Linked DNA regions of Homo sapiens: region 2 is linked to region 1. Evidence: chromatin contacts called from ENCODE Hi-C or POLR2A ChIA-PET data. All regions are on one chromosome and are shown on one strand. The core of a region is the stretch at or near the end of the contact, and the rest is flanking DNA. Distances in the headings are between cores, read along the strand shown. Region 1 holds the start of RSPH1-DT (RSPH1 divergent transcript). Region 2 has its middle 37 kb from the start of RSPH1.

What was found. A loop is a pair of places that touch in the nucleus more often than their neighbours do. ChIA-PET counts read pairs that join two places held with the same protein, here RNA polymerase II (POLR2A). Pooled maps may share reads with other maps.
Region 2: a loop to region 1 is called in a map of B cell, with 9 times the contacts of the local background. The contact joins the enhancer-like site here to the promoter of RSPH1-DT in region 1. A Hi-C loop is called at or near these places in 17 of 168 maps with a recorded cell type or tissue (B cell, CD4-positive, alpha-beta T cell, CD4-positive, alpha-beta memory T cell and 12 more), 33 of 37 single-sample maps with no recorded cell type and 18 of 50 pooled maps. POLR2A ChIA-PET finds 5 or more read pairs at or near these places in 11 of 52 experiments (GM12878, PC-3, PC-9 and 7 more).

The regions. Positions count from the first base shown.
Region 1 is chr21:42,494,385-42,502,001 of GRCh38, forward strand. RSPH1-DT (RSPH1 divergent transcript) reads left to right here and starts at 2,155. Exons shown (of 3, transcript NR_135518.1): 1 at 2,155-2,281; 2 at 2,439-2,549; 3 at 2,849-3,059. It overlaps RSPH1 (radial spoke head component 1), which reads right to left and starts at 1,840. Exons shown (of 9, transcript NM_080860.4): 1 at 1,749-1,840. The coding sequence starts at 1,802. It also overlaps a transcript of SLC37A1 not described here. RefSeq lists silencers at 1,797-1,916, 1,947-2,186 and an enhancer at 4,922-5,422.
Region 2 is chr21:42,455,062-42,462,678 of GRCh38, forward strand. No RefSeq gene overlaps it. Among named protein-coding and RNA genes, the nearest start is that of RSPH1, 37 kb to the right of the region's middle. Within about 2 kb of position 5,435, at least 6 of the 41 ENCODE cell types and tissues checked have a DNase peak (open chromatin) inside an H3K27ac peak, as active enhancers do; they include B cell and OCI-LY7, where a contact is called at or near this core.

The sequences.
Region 1 (7,617 bases), core at 905-3,404:
TTGGACCACTAATTCCTGCCTAGAATATAAGGTAAAAATCTGCGACCTCACAGATTTGTTTCAGGGTTAGTTTACATCAAAATGTACAAAAGTCCCCTCCTTCTATCCAAGAGGCTTCCCAATACACCCAACACTGAGCCGCTGGGGTGGCTGAATAAGACAGAAATCCTTTAAAATGACCCCAAATGTGATCTGAACCTAAAAATTATAGGCACTAAAAAGTTACAAATCAGTGGGGCCATTTGAGGAGACAAACTAGAAATCTTGCTGGTCAAGTGTTGCAGGTTGGGTTCACCTAGAAACAGACCCTGAACAAGTGATTTTTTTTTTTTTTTGAGACAGAGTCGCTCTGTTGCCCAGGCTGGAGTGCAGTGGCGTGATCTCGGCTCACTGCAACCTCTGCCTCCCGGGTTCAAGCCATTCTCCTGCCTCAGCCTCCCGAGTAGCTGGGATTACAGGTGCCCGCCACCATGCCCGGCTAATTTTTTGTATTTTAGTAGAGACAGGGTTTCACCGTGTTGCCCAGGCTGGTCTCAAACTCCTGAGCTCAGGCAATCTGCCCACCTCGGCCTCCCAAAGTGCTGGGATTACAGGTGTGAGCCACCGCGCCTGGCCTGATTTTTTTAAGTGCTCTCCTGGGAGAAAGTAGTAAAGAGGGCAGGGAAGTAGACATGAAAGGGCAGGCAGCTAAGGAAGGATGCCTTTGCAGGTGAAGTCCCAGACTTGGCCTAATCCAACAGGGACTCTGGGGGCATCAATCGCACTGCAGACTTTGTCCTGCTTCTTGCACTAGCTACTGGCTGTCTGGCCGGATGTGAATTTCAGGCACTTCTGGCTCTCCATACTGGGCAGGTAGTTCCAGCGCACAGAGGTGATAGCTTGAGTAGCAAATCAGGCGGAAGCTGGGAGATGAGTGCCCAGAGCTAGCAAAAAGGTCTGGGCAGGCACTGACAGCACCACTGCAGAGTCGCTAGATTTTTCAGTTAATTCTGAAAGTACCTCAACTCTGTACTGTGCATGCAGACCATAGTGGCTGAGGTTCCCTATCTGTCAGCCATGGAGAGGTCACTCTCTGGAGTAGGGAGGAACTACTCTCTGGGTGATAGAAATATTCCCACACAGAACCCAGCTCACAGGCTGGATGTGCCCTCTTTCTCCTCTCTGCTGCCTAACTCAGGAAATAACTCCAAAGACCTGGGTCAGTTCAGATGGGGACTGAAGAAAGCACATGTGAGGATACGCCTATAAGGTAATATCTTCAGGAACCCTCTCCTGAGCCCAGGGCCTCCTCAGCATTTCTTGGAGGCTGCCAGGAAGCAACTATCCTCCATGCATCTAAATGCCGGGGGAGCAAATCTCAGCTACAGAAATGACTTATTCAAGGGCAGTATGGCAGCGTGGGATGATCTGCTCATCCGAGAAAACTGCCTCGATGGGAATTAACACAGGGAGGAGGAAACTTCCAAAGCCTTCCGCTGGGAAATCTTTGCCTTTAATGGGAGGCAGGATGGGGGTGGGGGAAGAACGAGGCGGCATGTGGTAACCAGACGTCACAGCGTTTCACTTTTCACCATCAACTTCCAGGACGCACGCAGGTGTGTCTGGCGTGGCCTTCGTCCCTGCCGGGGATCCTGGGGAGCTGTGGCTCAGACCTCTGGTTTCTGCGCCTCCTCACTCTCCAAACCCAACCTCGAGGTTCCCCCGCCGCTGCGCACCCTGGGAAGCCCTTTCTCACCAGGAGCTCTCACCCCAATATCATTCTCTCCCTCCTCCTCCAACTCCTCCGAGCCCAGGTCCGACATGGTCTCGCCCCAGCCTGGATCACAGCCGCAGCGCCTCTAGCAGGTGGGTAGCAACCGCCTCCACCGCCGCGTCCCGCGTCGCCATGGAGACGCGGCCGGTCCCGCCTCCCTCCCAGCCCGGAAGATGGGGAGCGGGGACAGGCGACGCGGACGAAGCGGGAGGAGCCACTGGCAGCCTTTGCGTACTGTCATAGCAACGGGAAGGGCACCTCGACCAATCACCGCCCGGGAATACGGAGGGGCGGGGCGGAAGGGACGAGGTGGAGCCAGTGGCAGCACTCTGGTGCCGTCATAGCAACGAGGGGCCGCTTCGGCCAATCACTGCTCGGGAAGCGAGGGGGCGGGGACTGGGCAGGGCCTGAGCGGGTTCTGTGCCTGGCTGCCCACCGGCTCTCTGACCTGGACCTCGCCGTCGCTGGCCCCTGAAATCCATCACTTTTGTCGGCTGTTCTGTGACGCCACAACGAGGAGCCACCTGGGTACTGGGCCCTCAAGAGGAAGGACGCGGGAAACGCGTCCGGGCCAACTCTCGAGAGGGTTTCACCCCTGCCCAGTGCGGGCACTGCCCGCTCCCTTCCGCCCCCAGGCCTCGCAGGCCCCTCCGGGGATGCTGCCCACCCCCACTTACCTTTCTAGGCTCTGCTGACCCTTCGGGATTCGCGGCTAGCTGTGATGTGTCCGCCAAGATCTCTTCTCTTGTCTGTAAACAACTTCACTCTCAAGGAGGCAGCTCTGGCCTCTCAGCAGGTGCGGCCTACAGTGATGTCCGTCCGGGTTTTACATCCTTCCCCGACCTCGACATGAGTCCCAGCCCCCTCGGGCCTCTGACTCTCAGGTGTCCCCTACGATCGCCGTCCTCTCCTCTCGCTCCTGGCTCCCCTACACTGTCACACACCCACACAATCACAGACGCACACGCATGTACACGTGCAGGCTTGGAAATCTGCTTTACCTGACGCACTCCGCCTGCCGAAGGCCCCTCACATCTCCCATTTCCTCTGCCATCATCCCAGACTGCAAAGCTGTGTTATTTGTTGTTGCTGCAGGAGCTGGGGAGGAGTGACTGAATAACTATAGGATTTGGTCTTGATGGGAGAATCCCAGAAGCCAAATCCACGCGGTGAATAAGCTGCTGATCTTCCAGAGCACACATCCCCTAGAGATTCTTCCCAATGCTAATATGAAAGGTTACAACCATAACCCATCATCAGGCCCAAATATATTACTTACTGAATAAATACACAAGTTACAACAACACACGAGATTCCAAAATTATGTCGTTTTTTAGATGCAAAGATAAAAATGTTGTAAACACCAAAATTTAACAGCTTTTCTTATGGGGAAAAGTGGGGAGTTAGGGATAACAGATGATTATTATTTTCTTCTCTACATATTGGCAGTTACCCAGTTACTACAATTAAGCATGTCCTATTTTTATAATAAAATGCCAGAAGCATTTTAAATGTTAGAAATCTAGAATGGTAACATAAGTATATGCAAATAAATACTCGTTTTTTACATTTAAAATGTCAGAAATTTAGCTTTCAAATTTGTCCTAACAATGACAGTAACCAGTGTTTACTAAGTTCTGACACTGTGTGTGGGCACTGTTTTAAGAATTTTATGAGTTATCTTATTAAATCCTCACTATCATTCCTCCATTGAACATCTAAGGAAAGGGAGTTATAGGGGGTTATAAACTAAAAATAACCTCCTAAGCCCCACCACAGCCAACTGAATGGACCCCTCTTGGCCAAGAGGGCCCCAGAAACCTTAAAAACTGCGTTCTCAGCCATGATGGGAAGGGAGGTCGAACATGCCTCACTAATACCCTTGTGCAGTTTAGACACAACAACTAACAAGCATTAATGTTAAAATAGAGATCATAAGACTGACAGAATGGACGCTGTGGCAGTAAGATACCAACTTACAAACAGGACCTAAGGCCATGCCAGGCATGAGTTAAGTCATGCATCCCTACACTTAAAAGAATAAACTATATTTTAACTACCTGGAGAAGGTCTTATGACTCGTGTTTTACATCCTGTACTTGAGCAAACAATCTTACTGTGAATCTCTCAAATCGTATCATGAGTTCCTCAGACTGTTGATGTACTAATTAATACGTAAACTACTGACACTGAAAAGGATACTGATTTGTTTCTGAATCATGACGTTTCACTGATTGTCTTGTGCATATGCAGAAAACATTTTAGCCTGTATGTTGTCATCTGTAGCCAATGACTGTAACCTCTATATTGTCCCTCCAATGAAAAAAGACAACTGCAATATGAGGAGTCCCCTTCCCATTCCTCAACTTTCTTATAAAAGCACTGCAACTTGTAACAGACTTTGGAACACACCCAACTTTGTTGGTGTGTCTTCCCCATTCAATCTTCAAATTTGGCTTTCAATAAGCCTTTATCAATTTCCGCCTCAACAGCCTTAACTTTGGTCGACAGCAGTTAAGATCCTTACCCAAGATCATACAGCTAGTGGGATTCAAATCAAGCCAGCTGACCCAAGAGCAACTGTTGCCCATCACTATACTGCCTCCCAGATCTGTGATATAAAGAAATAACTATAGTTTTCTGGCAGTGACTAAACCATCTACCAAGCAGAGGACCACTAGTTCAAATGCCTTGGATTGCAAACACCAGAGAGTGGCTTAAGCAAACCACATGGTTAAGCAAACCCTGTTCTGGATCACATCATTAGCAGCTAGACGTCTAGCTATAGCTATTAAATCCTAAGGTTTACAATTTGATTTCTATCCCATACGAATTAGCCAGGGTCTTCCCTCCCAAATCTTTCAGTCAATCTATAGTAATTTCACCACACTGTGGGTTTGGCAATTATCCAAATAATTGACACCAAAGGCAAGAAGGGGTGAACAACAGGATGGGCCTCCCGGCATCTCCTGCAGCAGCACCTGGACTGGATTCTAAATTCCTCCTTCCAGAAAGAAGCTGCATCCCAGCCCAGATCCAGCTGAGAGCCACAGCTGCCAAGAGGCAGTCGGAGCTCTGGGCACCTCTCTGTGCACCCAGGAAGCCCCAGGAGGACTTCATCAAGCCAAGTCGATGCCTCACTCAGAGCCCCAGGATCCCTGACTCCTAACCCCACAGTGACCTGGAAATGCCTGGTGATGCCAGAAGCAGCGCTTTCCAATTCTGAAGGCCCTCAAAATGCTTGTTCAGCCCACCTTCCTCCTTTCCTGGGGCGTGGGAGTGGTGGGGAGATGAGAGGCAGAAAGATGAGGACATCATCAGGAGGTTTTTCCTTACTGGAAAATGAGAGGAAATCCTCTTTCACTACTTAAAAATCAAAAGGGGCTGTCCATATTCCTCTGGCAGGGGTCTCCCATCATCCCCCGCGAGGCATTCCCATTATCCCCTGCGGAGCTTTCCCATCATCCACAGAGGCCCTTCCCATAACCCCCAAGTGGGAAGTTCGCGCAAGTGCGGCTCTGCAGGGAGGAGGGAGGGCCGAGGGGAAGGCCCTCGAGAGAGTGGAGGGCAACAGTGGCCACGGTTCCTCTGTACTTCGTTTCTTCCGTAAGAAATGATCTTCTTGTCCTTCTTAAGTATAAATGGAGCGATCCATTTCCTTTTACCCATTAACCCCTTCAAAAAGAAGAAAAACAGTCCCAGGCTGGCCATGGTTGATCTCTGCAGGGGCGCTGGTCAGGGTGCCTTCTGCTTCCTGGTGGGATGGCCTAGGCCGGGGAAACTGTTGAAACCACCCTGGGGCTGCCTTCTGTATTTTCCACAACCTTCCAGGCCCACCTCCCAGCTGGAGGCCCTGCAGCTTGGCAGTTGCCATGGCGACTGAGTCCCTAAGTGTGTCTCTTCTGAGCTCTCCTGGACAGTGTGGAGAAAAGGCCTTAAGAACTGAGGGGCTTCAGTAAAATGCAAACAGATTTTTTTTTTGTAGGCACTGTTCAGATAAAAAGCAGGGACTTTCAACAAAATGAGTTCAGGTCCATCTTAACTATAGAACTATGAGGTTGTTTATTAGAATAATTGTACTCTGGTAAATTTACCAATTTCATATATATGCATATTTATAAACAAACATATTAGAGTATATAGATAGAAAAAGTTCTATCTACATGTAGAATCGAAAACTTTTTAAAATAGTGTTGGTAGTATCACACATTGCCATTTAGTGGATAGAGACAGACCCGAGATTGGAGCCCTAGCTCCGTATACTTCTTTCTGAAGTCAGTCTACTCATCTGTAAAATGGGCTGTTGTGAGGTCAAAATTAGATATTCATAATGAGAGTAGCATAGTGCCTAGCACAAAGTAAAGCACTTAGTAAATGGGAGCTATTACTATTAATTGTACTGCTGTTAATCTTACAATAGGTTAAGCACCTTTTGTCTATCAGTATGTTTGGGGGGGAATTTTAACTCAAGTTTATCTTAATCGTTTTCAGTCGTGTTTTTTTCTTGAAAAGAATCAAACTGCCAAAGATGATTCTGTCAGTTGTTTGTGACAATCAGAAGTTAGTCTGTGACGAACAGATTAGTTTTAATGCTCATATTCATTAGCACTAATATACATAAGGGTGGGGAGAGACTGAAGCTTCTGGAAATATATAGACAGGTAGATTCTTAAGCGTAAGTAGGTATTTGAACTGTTTGTGGATTATGTCTCATAAAATTGGCACCCAGCAAGGAGGAAAATGCCAGATACACACACGCCCATACCTGAGGTATGTAGGTCAATGGAAGGCTATTGAAACACAGTTGTCAAGAGAGAAATGTAAAGTATTTTTCACCCAGGAAGTGAGATTATTCAGTGATGCATCAAAACCAGTAGGGAAAACAGTTTAGTGGACACCAGTGTGGAGACGAGATGTCAGAAAATTGGATAGACTCGAATTTCACGTTGGGTAGCAACTCAAGGACATAGCTCAGTGCTTGGCACATAGTAAGTGCTCAACCAACACAGGTTTATCAAATTAAATGTTAGATATTATTTTGCAACAGAGCTGTGCTTTATGCAGCAGTAGGAAAAGAGAAAAATTGACGTGAAATTTTTTCTTTTTCTTGTTTTTTTATTCTTAAATCACACTCCATTTTCCGAGGGCTCTCTCAGGATATCAGTTGCTTAACTACGTCTGAGTGTCTTCTAGGTCGAGTACTAGGGGATTACAAGGAAATGAGAAAGAAATTACAGACCCATTGGGGGGCAAATTCTACATTAATCTACACTGTTAAAAAAATTTACCAGGGCCGGGAGCGGTGGCTCACGCCTGTAATCCCAGCACTTTGGGAGGCCAAGGTGGGTGGATTGCCTGAGCTCAGGAGTTCAAGACCAGCTTGGCCAACATGGTGAAACCCTGTCTCTACTAAAAATACAAAAAATTAGCTGGGCATGGTGGCGGGCGCCTGTAATCCCAGCCACTCAGGAGGTTGAGGCAGGAGAATCGCTTGAACCCGGGAGGCAGAGGTTGCAGTGAGCCGAGATTGCACCATTGCACTCTGGCCTGGGCGACAAGAGACAAGAGTGAAACTCTATCTCAAAAAACAAAAACAAAAACAAAACTATTATGCCTTCTGGCTACATGTTAATCCTTCATTCCAAAGTGGAGGTCACTCTTTCCTACTGGTGGATATGTAAGGCTGGTTCTAGTTTTGATGCTGCAGATAGCCTCACTCTAACCAGCAGTTGTGGTGGGAGATCCTGTGCTACATGGGGCTGTACTTTTCAAGGTCTAAGGGTGGATCAGATTTTCTAGAAAAGGGACAGGGAAAAAGGTGGCATGCTGAACCACGTGTCCATGATTTTCCCAGAATAAGGCTC
Region 2 (7,617 bases), core at 4,185-6,684, 36 kb before region 1:
TTCTTTGCCTCCAGCTATCCTTGAGCCATTTTGTTCTCCTTGCGAGGTACTGATAGCACTTATTATCTAGAAAATATAACCAGACTTTGAGGAGAGGCAAGGGGCCCTATAAATTATTTATTTTTTTGCTTCTCAAACTCTGGACCGAGGACCAGGATTACAGGCATTGCCTGGAAGCTTGTTACAAATGCAGGGCCTCAGGCACCCCCGTCTCCGTGTCAGCAGCTGTGTCTTAGCAGGATCCCCAGGGCATTGCCTCACAGTCAGGGTGGTGCAAAAGTCCCGCCTGGCATCCTGGTGAGTGGACCAGGAGGGGGCAGGTGAAGGCGATATTATTGGTCCTTCGACTCCAGACAAGAACTTGCAGCTTAGCCTGAGGAAAGAAATTAGCCCATATGATGAAACACAATCTGATGACGTAAGGATTTTTGTACTTATGCCCACATGTTTAGACATGGCAGCCCGCATCCTCTTAAACCTGAACTTTAACATACCGTGACTTAGAGCCACAAACAACAAAACAGAGGGCAGGAACCAGAGTTCTCCAGAGAAACAGCCAGTGGGAAACAGGACCCACATCCATACGGATACAAACATACAGATACAGGCTGGGAGAGGGAAGGAGAGAGGGGCATTGGCTCACACTCTTACAGAAGCTGAGAAGCCCCACGATCTGCGGGAGCTGTTGGCCTCCCGTCTGGAGGCCAGTAGGCTCGAGACCCAGAGAGAATCGATGTTTTCATTCAAGTCCAATGGCAGGAAAAAGCCAATGCCTCAGTTCAAAGGCCGTCAGACATGAGGAGTTTCCTCTTAGCCTTTTGTTCCATTCAGACCTTCAACTGATTGGATGAGGCCCACCCACCCTGGGGAGGGCCGTTTGCTTGACAGTCTCCTGATTCGAATGTTCGTCTCATTCAGAAACCTCCTCACACACCCCCAGAGTGACACTGGGTCAAAACGTCTTTGCACCCTGCAGTCCAGTCAAATTCACATGTGCAGTTGAGCTTCACATTGGGCATTTCTGCCCTGGTAATGTCCTCCCATTACCAAAAACCTGGTATTTGTCCTTCTTTTCAGTGGGTTTCACAGCCCAGCAGCAGCTGGCCCTCTTGTAGAGCAGCAGTTCCCAGCCTTTTGGCACCAGGGACAAGTGTCGTGGAAGAAAATTTTTCCACAAACCAGGGTGGGGTGGGGGTGGGGAATGGTTTTGAGATGATTCAAGTGCAATTACATTTATTGTGCACACTTTATTTCTATTATCACGTTGTAATATATAATAAAATAATTATACAACTCACCATAATGTAGAATCAGTGGGAGCCCTGAGCTTGTTTTCCTGCAACTAGACAGTCCCATCTGGGGGTGATGGGAGACAGTGACAGATAATCAAGCATTAGATTCTCATAAGGAGCTCACAACCCAGATCCCTCACATGCACAGTTCACAGTAGCGTTCACAGTCCTATGAGACTAATGCCACCACTCATCTGACAGGAAGCGGAGCTCAGGCAGTAATGAGAGCAATGGGGAGTGGCTGTAGATACAGACGAAGCTTCACTTACTCATCCACCCACTGCTCATCTCCTGTTGTGCAGCCTGGTTCCCAACAGGGGTTGGAGGCCTCTGTTACAGAGGACCCTCTCCTGACCGCCAATGAGACCCATGAGCTCACCGTCTTGTCTGCCCTTCCACAGCCCACGCTCCCTCCTCAGCCCACGCCCCCTCCTCAGCCCACACTCCCTCCTCAGGCTCAGCACTGGGAAGAGTTCGTCCTTCCTCACCTCAGCCCTCAAGTGTGGAGTCCGGCGCCTCAGTCATCCACTCAACAGACATTTATGAGGGAATGTTTGGGTGCCATTAACACTGCTGGGAAAGCAGCAGTGGATCAGATACAAGCTCACTCTCAAAGAGCTTATATTTCAGTGGAAGGTGGTGAGCAATGGACTAATAAGCCAGTGAACACGTAACACCTCCTCTGCCAATACGTGAGGTGAAGAGAAGACAGCAGAGAGGGGGACAGAGGCGGAATACAAATGTTATGTTAGCAGTGAACAATCAGTAAGTAAAATAAAAACATCACTTATAGTAGCATAAAGAAACCAGAAGCAAAAGAGGATGTACTGCATGATTCAATTTATATACAACTATTTAGAGACAAATCCAATCTGTGGTGACAGAAAGCAGCACATCAGACGCTTAATGCTGGGAGTAGGGGAATGGATTGCAAATGGGCACGAAGATATTTTCAGGCTGACGGGAATCTGTGTGCTGATTGTAGGGTGGTATATTAGTCTGTTCTCACGCTGCTAATAAAGACATACCTGAGACTGGACAATTTATAAAGGAAAGAGGTTTAATGGACTCACAGTTCCACATGGCTGGGGAGGCCTTATAATTATGGCAGAAGACGAAAGGCACATCATACATGGCAGCAGGCAAGACAGAGAATGAGAGCCAAGCGAAAGCAGAAGCCCCTTATAAAAATCATCAGATCTTGCAAGCCTCATTCACTACCACGAGAACAGTATGGGGAAAACTGCCCCCACAATTCACTTATCTCCCACCAGGTCCCTCCCCAACATGTGGGAATTATGGGAGCTACAATTCAAGATGAGATTTGGGTGGGGACACAGCCAAACCATATTAGGTGGTCACATGGTTGCCTACATTTGTCCAAACTCATTGAACTGTTCACTTAAAATGGATGTTTTACTGTCTACAAAATATACTTCAAGAAAGCTGATATAACATGTTTTTAATTTTTTAATTAGATTGGGATATTAGGCTACTGGTACCAATGCCCAAGGGCTTCCCGTGGGCCCCACGGAGGGCCAGCTCTTGTCACACCCACCGGGTGAGGCACAGAGAGGCCAGTGTTCCCTGAACCCATAGCCAATGGCAACTGATAGAGCACTTTACATATATCTTTATGATGGTTAGGGTATTTGGATGATTCTGTTAATTTCTGAGTTGTCTACATTTTGGGGCGTTGGTTGAAAGCGACACTCTTACCATGTTCGCACAACACAGGAGCCAGATTTCGAAGTGGCACAGGCAGTCTAGGGTTGTAATTACATGAGCTCAGGTTGGTTCCTCCGTCCCTTAGCCACCAACCCCCTTCCAGTCCCTCTTCCACATACCTCTCTTCATTCTGCGCTGTATTATTATTATTATTATTATTATTATTATTATTAAAGATGGAGTCTCACTCTGTTGCCCAGGCTGGAGTGCAGTGGCATGATCTCCGCTTACTGCAAGCTCCGCCTCCCAGGTTCACACCATTCTCCTGCCTCAGCCTCCCGAGTAGCTGGGACTACAGGCACCCACCACCACACCCGGCTAATTTTTTGTATTTTTAGTAGAGACGGGGTTTCACCATGTTAGCCAGGATGGTCTCAATCTCCTGACCTCCTGATCCACCCAACTTGGCCTCCCAAAGTGCTGGGATTACAGGCATGAGCCACCACACCTGGCTGCTGTATTATTATTTACTCACATACATATCTTGCCATGACGTTGCAGGGATGCAACATGAGTTTACTACTCCATGCTCCTTCCACATAGCCACCCCCACTCCTGCCCAAGCCTGACTCCATACGCAGTGTTTGATCATAGTCCCCATTCCATAAACTGTGGTCATATTAAAAGTGAATAAAATAATCCCCAGAGTTTAGTTGTGTATCATTCTATTTCAATAGTTGTTTTTATTGTGGTGGTAAAACTAATATAACCTAGTTATAACACTCTTTATGATATTAATATAGCCTCTAATCTGTCAAAGTTTCTAATTTTGTGGGCACTCCTTTTTATTGTATTTGCAAAAAGCAGTAAAATCCGGGAATGCAGTGTACTCTTGTTCCCGGACCAGGCTGAGTGTCGGGCAGCTATTTCTTGTGGCCCAATAATGAGATGCAGATGAACTGGGGAGGAGGAGAGTTTTTATTTCTGAAACCAGTTACAGGGAGAAGGCCTGGAAATTATCACTAGACCAACTCAAAATTACAAAGTTTTCCAGAGCTTGTATACCTTCTAAGCTCTATGTCTACATGTAAGTGTGCATTCATCTGAAGACTTAAGTGATTAACTTATTTTAATCTGTAACTAATGTCTGAGTCCTGAAGACCTTCCTCTGCAGCCTCAGTAAATTTACTTATCTAAATGAGTCCAGGTGCTGGGGTGATTACCCTTATCTTGACTTCTGCTAAATCTTGGAGGTCTGGGGAGTTCCTTCAGACTTCCAATAAACTTGTTTGTGGAAGCCTGGGGAGTTTTTTAACCCCAGTAAAACTTGTTTAATCCTAAATGGGTCCTGTTAAGAATTCTTTCATTATTTTGTCATGCGTTAAGGCCCAGGAAAGGCCTGGGCAAAACCCTTGGTGGGCTTTTGTTACATTTCAGCCTTTGTATAGGGGCACTGGCTTTTCTTAGCTTTTAATATTTAACTTAACTACTCGGTCAGTACTGAAGCAGTTGTTATGGAGGCCTGCGTTAGTGAAACCTGGCCTTCCACACTCTGTTTTACATACTCTTACAAATCCAAGTTCTAGAAAATTGTTTTCAAATAAATTTATCTTACGCAGCAGCTGTGTTCTGGATTGCAAGTGGATAAAATGAAACTGAGTGGATTTAACCATGCAGCACCAATAACTACCAGGTAGGGGCTTCCCACGTGGAGGTGTCAAACGAAGTTCGTTCCCTGCACTCCCTCATGCAATCCTCAAGGCAACATGTGAGATTTGCAATGAAGAAATTATACAACACGCAGAGATCACAGAGCTAGCTAACTGTGACGCTGATGTAACCTGGAAGTTACCAGTCTTTGAACTGGACGACTGTTACACTGAGCCGTGAAAGCTGATGGTTCTCAAAATGTGGCCCCTGGACTAGCAGCACCTGTCCCCACTGGAAACTTGCTGCAAATGCACATGCTCAGGCGTGGATCCGAAATTTGGGATGGGGCCCAGCCATCTGTGATTGGACAGGTTCTCCAGGTGATTCTGATGCAGCTCAACCTGAGAATCATTTCTCTTGGGGAAGTGGCTTTGTGGAGGAATGCCACTACAGATCCAATACAAAGAATGGCCCTGGGAGGTTGGCAGTCAGGTGTTCAGGTCAGGTTTCCTCAAAGGCAAGACTCCTATATGACAGGAAGATGATCCTGCGACTTCATAACTACAGATGTGTGTGTGTATATGTATCTATGTGTGTGTGTCTATGCCATTTGTATACACGTGTTTTTTTTTTTTCTTCCTACAATGTGATGAAGAATCAAATTGCAGGCTCTTCATCCACAGAAATTCCCCCTTGTGATCTGAGGCTCTGCCGAGCAGTGGCCCCTCCCCAAAGCAGCCCCAGTTCTCCACTTCCCTCCTGGCCCCCACCCTTGATCATGGCTCCTGAGCATTTTGGGTTTTGTCCAGGGGCTCACTAAGAGCTCTGAGTAGGAAGTTCTCGCTACAAAGATTCAGCTGTGGGCGAAAACCGTATCATTTCCCCAGGTGACGTGGGGTGTGAGGGCAGGGCTGGAGTGCCCCGGGTTCACTGGGGAGCTGCAGAGACTATCACTTGCCTTCCAGGAACCCTTACCGTGTGCCAGCTTCCACAGGACTGTGGTGGAAATGTGGTCAAGGTCTTAGGAGCAGGCCACACAGGGATGGTTCATGCACTGAGGGAGGGGTGTGGAGCCTCTGATTCTGATGGGACTCCCAGGGGTGCTCACAATGGCAAATGGGCTGCTGTTACCTCCTAGCACTGGACTCTGGGTCACCCGCAAGTGTAGGTCACTTCCTTGCTGGTCAGTAATGGGGCACAAGTCACCACAGCAGGCGCCGCTCCTGAAACTCTCTTCAGGGATAGCACGGGCGGAAGTGCAGGCAGCAGGCAGAGCGTGGAGGTCCGTGTGGTGCTCAGTCACTATGGCAACTAGAGATCACAGAGCCACAGTCACCATCCCCCTAGGGCACCTGCCCAGGGAAAAGGAGAAATGTAAAACCACAAGCATACAATTAAGAACAGGTGCAGAGACCCAGCGGCTTCCAGGGCAGCTTTGAAGGGATCCCTCATCTCTCTGGTCCCAGGACATCTGTGCCAAGGGCCAAGCATGGGCCTGATTATAAGGAGCAGCACTGAGGTTCCGATTAAATGCTCAACCCTGCCTGATCTCTTACCAGGAAAGGGTGTGATATGTCCCCACCCAAATCTCATGTTCAATTGTAATCCCAAGTATTGGAGGTGGGGCCTGGTGGGAGGTGACTGGATCATGGGGGTGGATTTCCACCTTGCTCTTCTCGTGATAGAATTCTCACGAGATCTGGTTTCAAAGTGTGTGGCACCTCCTCCTTCTCTCTCTTCCTCCTGCCCTGATCTTGTAAGAGGTGCCTGCTTCCCTGTCGCCTTGCGCCATGATTGTAAGTTTCCTGAGGCCTTCCCAGCCATGCTTCCTATACAGCCTGCAGATCCCTGAGTCAATTAAACCTCTTTTCTTTATAAATTACCCAGTCTCAGGTAGTTCTTTACAGCAGTACAAGAACAGACTAATACAAGGTGTCCATGGGGAAAGACACATGGAGAGATTTGGGCAGAGAAGAAAGAGAGGCTGGAAATTTGGAGCTGCCAATTCCCCTGAACCCCTGTTGTCTACAGAGGCAGCTCCCCTTTGCTCTCCCTTCTCTTTCTCCCCTCCTCTCTCCTCCTTTCACCTCCCATCCCCCATGGAACCCAACACTCCTCTATTAAAAAGCCTTGCAATGACTGCACCTGGGGAAGTTGCCTCCTGAGCTGATGCCACTTCCCCAGGACCCACATCACACCTCTCATTGCCTCCAGTCCCAGAAAACAGTTGAGACCATCAGAGGCAGGGTGAGGAGGGCCCAAGACCCCCCTGGGAGGAGATTGCCTCAACATGGAGCTGCAGGTCCACTCTAGCAGGTAGCAGCTAGAGCCTGGGAGCAAGTGTGGGGTGGAGTCTGACAGTGCCTGCCCCACATGGAAGAGAGCGAGCCTGGATTAGGCTGGGTTTCAGGGTTTAATATGTTGGCTCAACCCCTGAGAAAGTGGTTAATAATCCTCCAGGTTGGCTAATTGGACAAAGTTAATGAGATTGAAAAGCTTGAAATCCTGGCACGCTCTAGAGAACAGAGCTCAAAGACTCAAGGAAATAGAAATGTAGAAAGGTGCCTACTATTTGCAACTGACTCAGACCTTCCCTAATATGCTTCTTCCCCAAGGGGCCCGGAGGAAGAGAGGAAATGCATTGGTGAGTCCTTCACCAGCTCTGTGGGCCGTCCTCTGTGGGCTGGAGGCAGCGCCACTCTAAGCACCAGAGTAGGGGCGGCTCTTAACCATCAGAGACAAGGCAGGTCTCAATGCCCCAAGGAGCGAGGGATCGCAGGTAACAGTATTTTGACCCATAATTGTCTATGGCAATGGGTCCTTGGTCACAGGCACCCCAGACATGAGACAGAGACCTACTAAGTGCTGCTTGACATATTTAGGTGGGGAAAGCCCAGGTCTGCTAGGAAGAATCCTGCCTCATGGCTAAATCCCAGGTACCAGACTTAAGGCGGTTTGCCACCTTTATCACAGGGTTCCAACATGAGGGCCCTTGAACTCTCCTATG